Linked DNA regions of Homo sapiens: all the other regions are linked to region 1. The links are chromatin contacts, found by Hi-C or POLR2A ChIA-PET in ENCODE. All regions are on one chromosome and are shown on one strand. Each heading gives the region's core, a stretch centred on a gene start or an enhancer-like site at or near the end of the contact. The rest is flanking DNA. Distances are from core to core; before and after follow the strand shown. Region 1 holds the start of TAF9B (TATA-box binding protein associated factor 9b). Region 2 overlaps LPAR4 (lysophosphatidic acid receptor 4). Region 3 holds the start of RTL3 (retrotransposon Gag like 3).

The links. A loop is a pair of places that touch in the nucleus more often than their neighbours do. ChIA-PET counts read pairs that join two places held with the same protein, here RNA polymerase II (POLR2A). Pooled maps may share reads with other maps.
Region 2: a map of B cell shows a loop between it and region 1 (7-fold over the local background). The contact joins the enhancer-like site here to the promoter of TAF9B in region 1. A Hi-C loop is called at or near these places in 1 of 168 maps with a recorded cell type or tissue (B cell), 10 of 37 single-sample maps with no recorded cell type and 5 of 50 pooled maps. POLR2A ChIA-PET finds 5 or more read pairs at or near these places in 2 of 52 experiments (A673 and activated CD4-positive, alpha-beta T cell).
Region 3: a pooled map shows a loop between it and region 1 (2.8-fold over the local background). The contact joins the promoter of RTL3 here to the promoter of TAF9B in region 1. A Hi-C loop is called at or near these places in 9 of 50 pooled maps.

Annotation. Positions count from the first base shown.
Region 1 is chrX:78,138,295-78,141,135 of GRCh38, reverse strand. It overlaps TAF9B (TATA-box binding protein associated factor 9b), which reads left to right and starts at 1,486. Exons shown (of 7, transcript NM_015975.5): 1 at 1,486-1,575; 2 at 2,212-2,293. The coding sequence starts at 1,525. RefSeq lists an enhancer at 1,488-1,797.
Region 2 is chrX:78,753,713-78,756,553 of GRCh38, reverse strand. It overlaps LPAR4 (lysophosphatidic acid receptor 4), which reads right to left. Exons shown (of 5, transcript NM_001278000.3): 5 at 1-1,763. The coding sequence starts at 1,684. The coding sequence ends at 572. Among named protein-coding and RNA genes, the nearest start is that of LPAR4, 7.4 kb to the right of the region's middle. Within about 2 kb of position 1,498, at least 2 of the 41 ENCODE cell types and tissues checked have a DNase peak (open chromatin) inside an H3K27ac peak, as active enhancers do; they include B cell, where a contact is called at or near this core.
Region 3 is chrX:78,657,863-78,660,703 of GRCh38, reverse strand. RTL3 (retrotransposon Gag like 3) reads left to right here and starts at 1,376. Exons shown (of 2, transcript NM_152694.3): 1 at 1,376-1,443; 2 at 2,056-2,841. The coding sequence starts at 2,284. All of the region lies in intron 1 of LOC107985670 (a long non-coding RNA gene), which reads right to left.

The DNA of each region.
Region 1 (2,841 bases), core at 237-2,736:
GACTGTTACTAGTTTTACACAGAGGTTGGCCACAGTAAGAGTGGAGAAAGGCACTAGCTCAGCGTGGGAGCACGTGCTCTCACTGGAAACAATGTATTGAGAACACATGGTTCTTGGTTGGGGGGAGTTCCTGCCCAAACTTCAAGATGGCGGCCAGGTGGACTGCTGATTCTGATGAGTCTGATGAGGTGAGCTGCGCCACAAAACTGAAGGACCCGCTAAGCCTGGGAAATTAGTATGTATTTGTGTAAGTGTTTGTGAGGAGAGCCACTGGAGGGTTTTAAGGAAAATAATGATTGGATTTATGACTGAAAGGTCCGTCTAGCTGTGTAAGGAATGTGGGGGGACACTATTTGGGGAGCATATTTCTGTAATCTTGGTAAGGATGTTGGCTTGGACTCGTTAGCATAGTAGCACTGGATGGAGATGTGGAGACATGGATAGAACTTTGGGAGGTCACCCGGACAAGACTTGTTGCTAGGTTGAGTGTGGATTGTGAGGGAAAGCGCCAACATGGCTGCCTGCTCCGTTTCTGGCCTGGGTGAGTCACGGTTCCTGTTCCTGAGGGAGAATCCTAGGGCGTTGGTGGATGTGGAGGGTAAGAATGAGTTATCTGCGACATTTTAAGCCAGAGATAGTTAACTGATGCACATTTTTTGAAAGTCACTGGGGCTGGATGGTAGGTTCTCACGAAAAGTCATTCGGGCTGTTCTGTGGGTGAGGGGCTGGGAAGGGTGTAACTGGGAGGCAAGGAAGGGTCCTGTGTTGGCCTCAGCGGGGAGACAGGAAGCTGCTCCAGGGCCAAGAGAGGCTAGAGGGTCTCTAACGGGCCGAGTGAAGGCTTTAGTTTTTCATCAGTGTGAAATGGGCAGCCACGGTAGGGCTTTGAGTGTGACAAGGGCTGACCAAAGTCTTGCTGTGGGGAGAGCAAGCTATTGGGTAGGATTGTCAGATTTAGCTAATAAAAATCCAGGACACCCGGTTAAATATGAATATCAGAACAATTATTTCGTAGCATAAGTATGGCCTGTGCAAATCTGGGATATACTTATACTAAAAATGTATTCCTTGTTGATGTGACATTCAAACGTAACGGGTCCAACTGTGTTGGACCAAGCAGCCCTAACACCGACTGGGTCTGGAATTCCGGGAGGCCGAAAGGGGCAAAGGTGGTAGCCGTGGAGGTGTGAGGAGGGACCCCCGCAAAGGTGAGGTTGGCCCACTTGGTGCCCTTTGCCGGGAAACAACTCTGGGAAGTCGAGCTTCTCGGCCCCTCTACTTCTTTCAGGCCCCAGCAGGCTCCATGGGGAAGGATTACCTGCCTCTTCCAATACTGAACTCGGGCACCCCAGCGCGTCTCTTCCCCTGGCCAGCGGCTTGCTGAAACTCCCGCCCCCGGCGGCTGGCACGTAACCCCGCCTTCCGTTTCCCTCCTCCCGCTCCCCGCAGGGGTGGAGCCTGAGCGAGGAGCCCGCGAGCTCTCCTCTCTCCTCTGTCTCCGCGGATGACGAGTGGCTGGATAACATGGAGTCGGGCAAGATGGCGCCTCCCAAGAACGCTCCGAGAGATGCCTTGGTAAGTGCGAAGGATAAGCCGCGGATCGCGAAGCCAGGTGCAGCCAGGGACCTGCGAGGCGGGGCCACGCTGAGGGCCTGAGGGTCGGCTCGCACGCTCGTTTCAGTCTAGTCAGGGCCGTCAGGAGGAGAGGGTGATGGGGATGCGCCCTGGCCCCCGGGCCCCTATCTCGCCGCTTGGGCCAAGTCTTGCCAGAGGGTCGCGGTCCAGTGGAGCTTGCGGAACGGCTGCCCAGCTTTGTGTCCTGGGCTTCGGGCCCCTGCCTCCCCCTCGTCTCTAGCTATCTGCCAGCCCTGACTCCGCGTCCAGGGTTCTGATGCTACCTTAACCCGCCGCCACAGCCAAAAATGACAACCAGCTGGAGCTACTTACCTCTGCTGGAGAAGCCAAATTCTGTCTTCTCTTTGCCCCACACCCCGCCCCCAACCCCGCCAAAAAATAAAAATAAAAGTTTTCTGCAAAAGCGTACTATGCGATTTCGTGTGATCACTGACTCACTTGGGAGGGCAAGGGTGAGTAGGACTTTGGAGCCCAAAGAAGGGGAACCTTGTATCATAAATATAAATACTACCCTTCAGTGCAGCCTTGATTTCCAGTACCAAATTCTGCATCTGGTGTTTTTATTTGAATCCACAGGTGATGGCACAGATCCTGAAGGATATGGGAATCACAGAGTATGAACCAAGGGTTATAAATCAAATGTTGGAATTTGCTTTCCGTAAGTTAATGAAACACCAAAAACTTGCCTAACTTGTGAACTTGAAAAGATATTTTTATTGTAAGAACATTTTCTTTTATTTTCTTTTTTGAGACAGGGACTCGCTGTTGCCCAGGCTAGAAGGCAGTGGCGCGATCTTGGCTCACTGCGGCCTCCGCCTCCTGGGTTCAAGCGATTCTTGTGCCTCAGCCTCCCGAGCTGGGACTACAGGCACTTGCCACCACGCCCGGCTAAGTGTTGTATTATTAGTAGAAAGGGAGTTTCGCCATATTGCCCAGGCTGGCCTCGAACTACTGACTCAAGTGATCCCCCCATCTCGGCCTCCCAAAGTGTTGGGATTACAGGCGTGAGCCACCGCACCCAGCCTTGTAAGAACATTTTCAACCAAATTATGTTAACAGTATCATAGAATTCAGCCTAAAGAACGAAAGGAGCTCAAGCTAGGGGACAGTAGTATTCACACTGTGATATCTGTTTAAAACTGATCATATAGACAGGACAATTACTTATTAAAATCAGCATTTAGGCTGAGCACAGTAGCTTACACC
Region 2 (2,841 bases), core at 249-2,748, 620 kb before region 1:
CTTCCCACCCACGTACATGCCAACGCAATTTGTTTTCTGTTTTCAAAATGCACATAACATATTTTACCAATGTTAAAAATTTGACACATTTCTTATTAATAATGTTAGGCTAAAAATATTCTTGTGCTAAAATAAACTCAATGACAGTTCAAAAAAATAAAATAAAACTAGCATATATCAGTAGTAACACAATTTTTTAAAAATCCCTGAATTTGTTCTATATTTATAGGCCCAACCTAATTACCAAATATCATTGGAATAGAAATACCTTTTTGAAAGTTTCAAAGTCATCTCTATATTATCAAATGCCACTAGCCACCTGGATAATGCGATACAATGAAATTCCAACCAAGCAGAAGAGTTTGGCAATCCATCTTGGTTGTTGTAATTAGATTTGACCTATAATTACTGAACAAAACAGCAATAAAAACTCTACAGTATACCTTCAAACAAATGTATCTGACTGGATTTGGTGCATTATTCTCAGTATCATTAGCTTCAAATCTTTAGTTTATAGCATAGGAAAAATTATAGGAGAAACCATATCTGGACCTGAACACATTTCTCATACCTAAAAGGTGGATTCTAGCATTAATTCACCACCATTATTTGTTGTTTGATCACTCACTTCCTCTTGAATAGCTGGAAGGGAAGGCTTTGTGGTCAAAGGTGTTTCAGTCTTAAACAGGGACTCCATTCTGATGTGGGCATTGATGTAGAAGGACTTCTGAAAGGATTCAAGGGTGAAGTAATAGATGAAAGGGTCAAAACAACAGTTCAGAGTTGCAAGGCACAAGGTGATTGGGTACATGATCTTTGCAAATCTTTCCAAAAAGCAATTAGTAATAGCTTGGGAGCGCACCAGGGCATACAAGAAGAGGACAGAGTTGTAGGGTACAAAGCATACCACAAAGACTGCCATATGTACTGTGATCATTTTCAGTACTTTTTTCTTATTGGTCCCAATTTGAGACAGAGTAGCAGGCTTGCGAAGAGTTCTCAGCACCACAGAAGAGCAAGAGACATTCAATATTAGAGGAATGATAAACCCAACAACTTCAATAAATATTGTGATCTTGGATAAATAAGTCTTCCAGACACGTTTGGAGAAGCCTTCAAAGCAGGTGGTGGTTGCATTGTTGACATTAGTGGTGGAAAACAAAGAGGCTGAAATACCGCCACTGAGGACTAGGATCCAGACACCAGCACACACAATGGCAGAATTCCTCCTAGTCCTAATAGTACGAGATCGAAAAGGATAGACAATGGCCAGGAAACGATCCACACTAATACAGGTGAGAAAGAGCATGCTCCCATAGATGTTGGTAAGGAATGCAGTTCCAGAGATCTTGCAGAGGGTGTCACCAAAAGGCCAGTGGCGGTTGAAGTTGTAAAATATTTTAAAAGGTAGTGTACAGACAAAAAGCAAATCAGAGACAGCTAGATTGGTGATAAAAATAGCAGTCTCACTTCTCATTTTCATGCGGAAACAGAAGACAAACAGAGAGACACTGTTGGTTATCAGACCCAAGATGAATACAACACTGTAGACAGCACCATTGAGATTATACTTGAAGGAATCATCAACAATGCAAGTATTATTGGCAGTAGCATTGCCCAACCTGGGTCTGAGGCTTGAATTTGAATCTTGGAATTGGAAGTCAATGAATCTTCTGTCACCCATGGACTTTTTTTTCAGGAGGCCTGCTGGCTGCAGGGGTTCACCACTCTGACACTATGGACCGGTAGGAAATATTTTCCTCCTATGAGAGACAAGATGGAACAAATAATCAAATTTGCCTTCCATCCATGATTTCTGTGTAATAAGATATTCTGTCCACCCAGATTGGAAGAAAACATGCACATTCCATTTGGTTTGACAAGTATTTTTTGAACATCTATTATATATTTAAAGGTACTACAAGAGTATGTTGCAGGAGCAGGAAAGCTCACACTCAATACAATAAGTGCAATACTATAGCATTGCAAATGTAACTAAGGTGTAGGTCACTCAAGAGTCCAAAAATATAAAATGATAGTTAAAACAGCATTTATGGGACTGCAAAACCTCTAACATTAAAGTCAGGCTTTATTCACTATGATCGGCTTGAACTTATCTTCTACAATAAGTACTGCCAGTATAATTATTTTATTTGGAAAATGCTTTTATAATGGAAGGCTTTTCCCTTCTGCCCAGAGTCCCTCCAGTCTGCCCACTAGTGATCCTTTTACACAGCATGATTCTAGCTCACTGGCTATATATTATTTTGTGAGTCTCAAGTTGATACATTTCAAATAGATCTCCCCAGTTTTCCATTCAGATTTTTTATGATTTCAATCATTTTATTTTTTATTTGCATTATGTTTAACTGACAAATCATAATTGAACTACATTTATGTAAGTACGAGGCGATGTTTTAATATATGTATACTACATGAGGTGATTATGTCAAGCTAATTAACACATCCATCCCCTCACTTCAGTTTTATGTTTCCAGGAACATATATATTACACCCACAGCAAGCAGCCTGCAAATGCCTGGCACTTCTGCTCTGCTGCTCTGAGTAATCAAACTTTGTGGGAGAGAAAGGACAGACAAGAAAACATTACATTCTCAATCCTGAAGAGAGGGCATGGGAAAACTGCCACTGTGGCCCTATTCATAGCTCCCATTGCTTGAACACACAACCACCTTTGCCGTCTAGAAGTGAGGGTGTGGCGCTGGGACTTAACACAGCATTAGAAGCAAGGAGTTCTATTTCTGACTCAGACACTGGTTCACTCTGTAACTTGGCTATACTCTCTCTCTTCCTTGTATAAACTTTACCTCTAAGCCTCAC
Region 3 (2,841 bases), core at 127-2,626, 520 kb before region 1:
AATGGACAAAGAGGTATAACATATGCTATAAATATTTCTCTGATTTTTTTAAATTGAAATACTCTTTATTAAATTTCAACTTGATGTCCAGTATTGAACCTTCAAACTCATTGTTACAGAAATTGCTAAACATTAGGAAAGAGTTTCAATTAATAGTTGTTCCCTAACTAAGCCCGTTACAAATTCAGGTGTTGGAAGTTCTCTTTTCTTTCTGGATAAAATAAATGTTAACTGTGTGTTTTGGCTTCTTGGAGGGCAGGAAGGCTTCAGTTATCTGAAAACTTCACATAAATAGATCACATCATCCCTGATGATGGTGGTATTTTTATATGTGTGGTGTTTCTAGAAAAATAAAACTTTGAAAGGTAAGGAAAGAATAAACTCGATTTGCAAAAGATTTTGTTTTTACTTTCAAAGCTTCTGCATTCGGATTCAGGTAGCCCAGTCTGTCAATTTGCTATGTTTTGGGCCTATTCCATCACTAGGGTTTATCCCATTATGCTGACTAATGCAGAACTGACCATTTGTGAAGGAGACATGGGACTGTGGTTGACATGATGTGTGATTTGAAATGGCCAAATGCAAACCTCAACCCCACTCCTTACTTGGATAAAAATAGTTGCCCCTAAGCCTTGCCTAAAATGGCCACATAGCCCATACCCAAGGCATAACTGTGATCTGGCATGAGAAGAGAAAGTGAGATTCTGAGCAGGGTTACTTCCCAAGAGGCCAGTCTTTAGTGAATGTCCTGAGTGCTACCTGGAGCACCTGATCAGTTCAGGGAAGCATGAGATCTTTGGTCCAGGACATTCAGAAAGAGCCAGGGACTCTGTAAGACTGCTATAAGTACCCACCAACACAATTGGTCTCCCTGACATTTGTACCCTTTTATACCTTTTCTAGATCTGTCTGTGGCAAATTTTCCAAGAAAACATTGCAAGGAAAAACCCTAGGGACTGAATAGGTAGTAAGCAAGGGAAGGGGCTGAGGGTTTGCAGGCTGTTCCCTGAGTGAGAAGTAAACAAATGGCCCAATTTGGACAGAGTAAGAATAGGTTAGATGAGACAGACATAAAAAATCACATCCCAAACCACTGTGGTCATTCAAAAATGTTTGCAACTTTTCACAAGGGCAGTGGTATTACTCACAATTTCCTGGCCAAATATTCATTAAAGTAACCAAGGACTGAGTACATGAAGCTGCTTCACATCAGCACAGCATCCTACTTTCCTTGCAGCTCTGAACTGTGAGGTACTGTCAAAAAACTCTTCCACACTTTAAAAAGCTATGTTACAGAGGAAAGTTGGAATGTGTTCTGGGAGTGGGTGTGTTTGCTTGAGTTCAGTGTGTGCAGAAAAGGCAAGCCTCCACAGCCATTTACACATTTCCCTCCTCAGCAATGGGTACACAGACAGCCAAGCTCCTGGACTAAGTCTCTGAATGGTAACGTACATTTATAAAGATTATTTTCTTAACTATTTTGAGGTATTTTATAAATAATATGCATGTGTCTTCTGAGGGCATATATATATATATATATATATATTTAGTCGACTTTTGCTTGTTTTCTCCTGAGGCTGGTCTTGTGTGGTTACTTATGTGGTATGATTTCTGAGGTGTCAGAAAGAGCTCCCTCCTACTTCCTACCACCCTAGTCACCCAAAAATATCTCTTGGGCTGGCCCACCGCAGAGCCTAAAATTCCCACATTGCTCAAACATTTGATTTAGTCACTGAAAGCAGCTGTTAAAATCCAAATGTTACATTGGGATATTAGGCAGATATTCAAGATTAAAGACTATATAAAACAGAAAATAATATTAAAAAGTTGCTTTTGATATAATGTTAAGTTTCAAAGGATAAATGCAAAATGACATGTGCAGTTTGGGACAGATGCTGTTCTTAAAATGTCGTGGAGTCAGATCCAGCATATATACCCCAGCTCATGAACATAAGCCTATGGTAAAAGAAACCCAGCATTGTTGGGCAGATTTTGTTTTATGTTGAATGTGTGCTTTCCACAGTTTCTGATCCTCAGCTCCCACTCTCTTCGCAGTGTATCTGACACTTCCCCTTACTGAGCTCCGGAGGCTCCTTCTTGCCGAGCTCCGGAGGCTCCCAGTGACCTCTTGATAATCAGCCTTGGCGGGGCCCAAATACCACCCCTTGGAAAACTCACTGAGCCTGACATCTGCCTGTAAGCAGCTTTCAGGAAGGATCTCACAAACACCCACCCAATCTCTCTTGGTAGCAAATTGTCAAATCATACCCATTTCCTCAAAAGATGGTGGAGGACTTAGCAGCCTCCTATATTGTTCTGAAATTGGAGAATGAAATTCGGCAGGCTCAAGTGCAGTGGCTGATGGAAGAAAATGCTGCTCTCCAGGCCCAGATCCCAGAGCTTCAGAAGTCCCAAGCAGCCAAGGAGTATGATCTACTCCGAAAGTCCTCAGAGGCCAAGGAGCCCCAGAAGCTCCCAGAGCACATGAATCCCCCAGCAGCCTGGGAGGCCCAAAAGACCCCAGAGTTCAAGGAACCCCAGAAGCCACCAGAGCCACAGGATCTTCTACCCTGGGAACCCCCAGCAGCCTGGGAACTCCAGGAGGCCCCAGCAGCCCCAGAGTCCCTGGCGCCTCCAGCAACCCGGGAGTCCCAGAAACCTCCAATGGCCCATGAGATCCCAACAGTCTTGGAGGGCCAGGGGCCTGCAAACACCCAGGATGCCACAATAGCCCAAGAGCCCAAGAATTCAGAACCCCAGGATCCCCCAAATATTGAGAAGCCCCAGGAGGCACCAGAATACCAGGAAACTGCAGCACAGCTAGAGTTCCTTGAGCTTCCA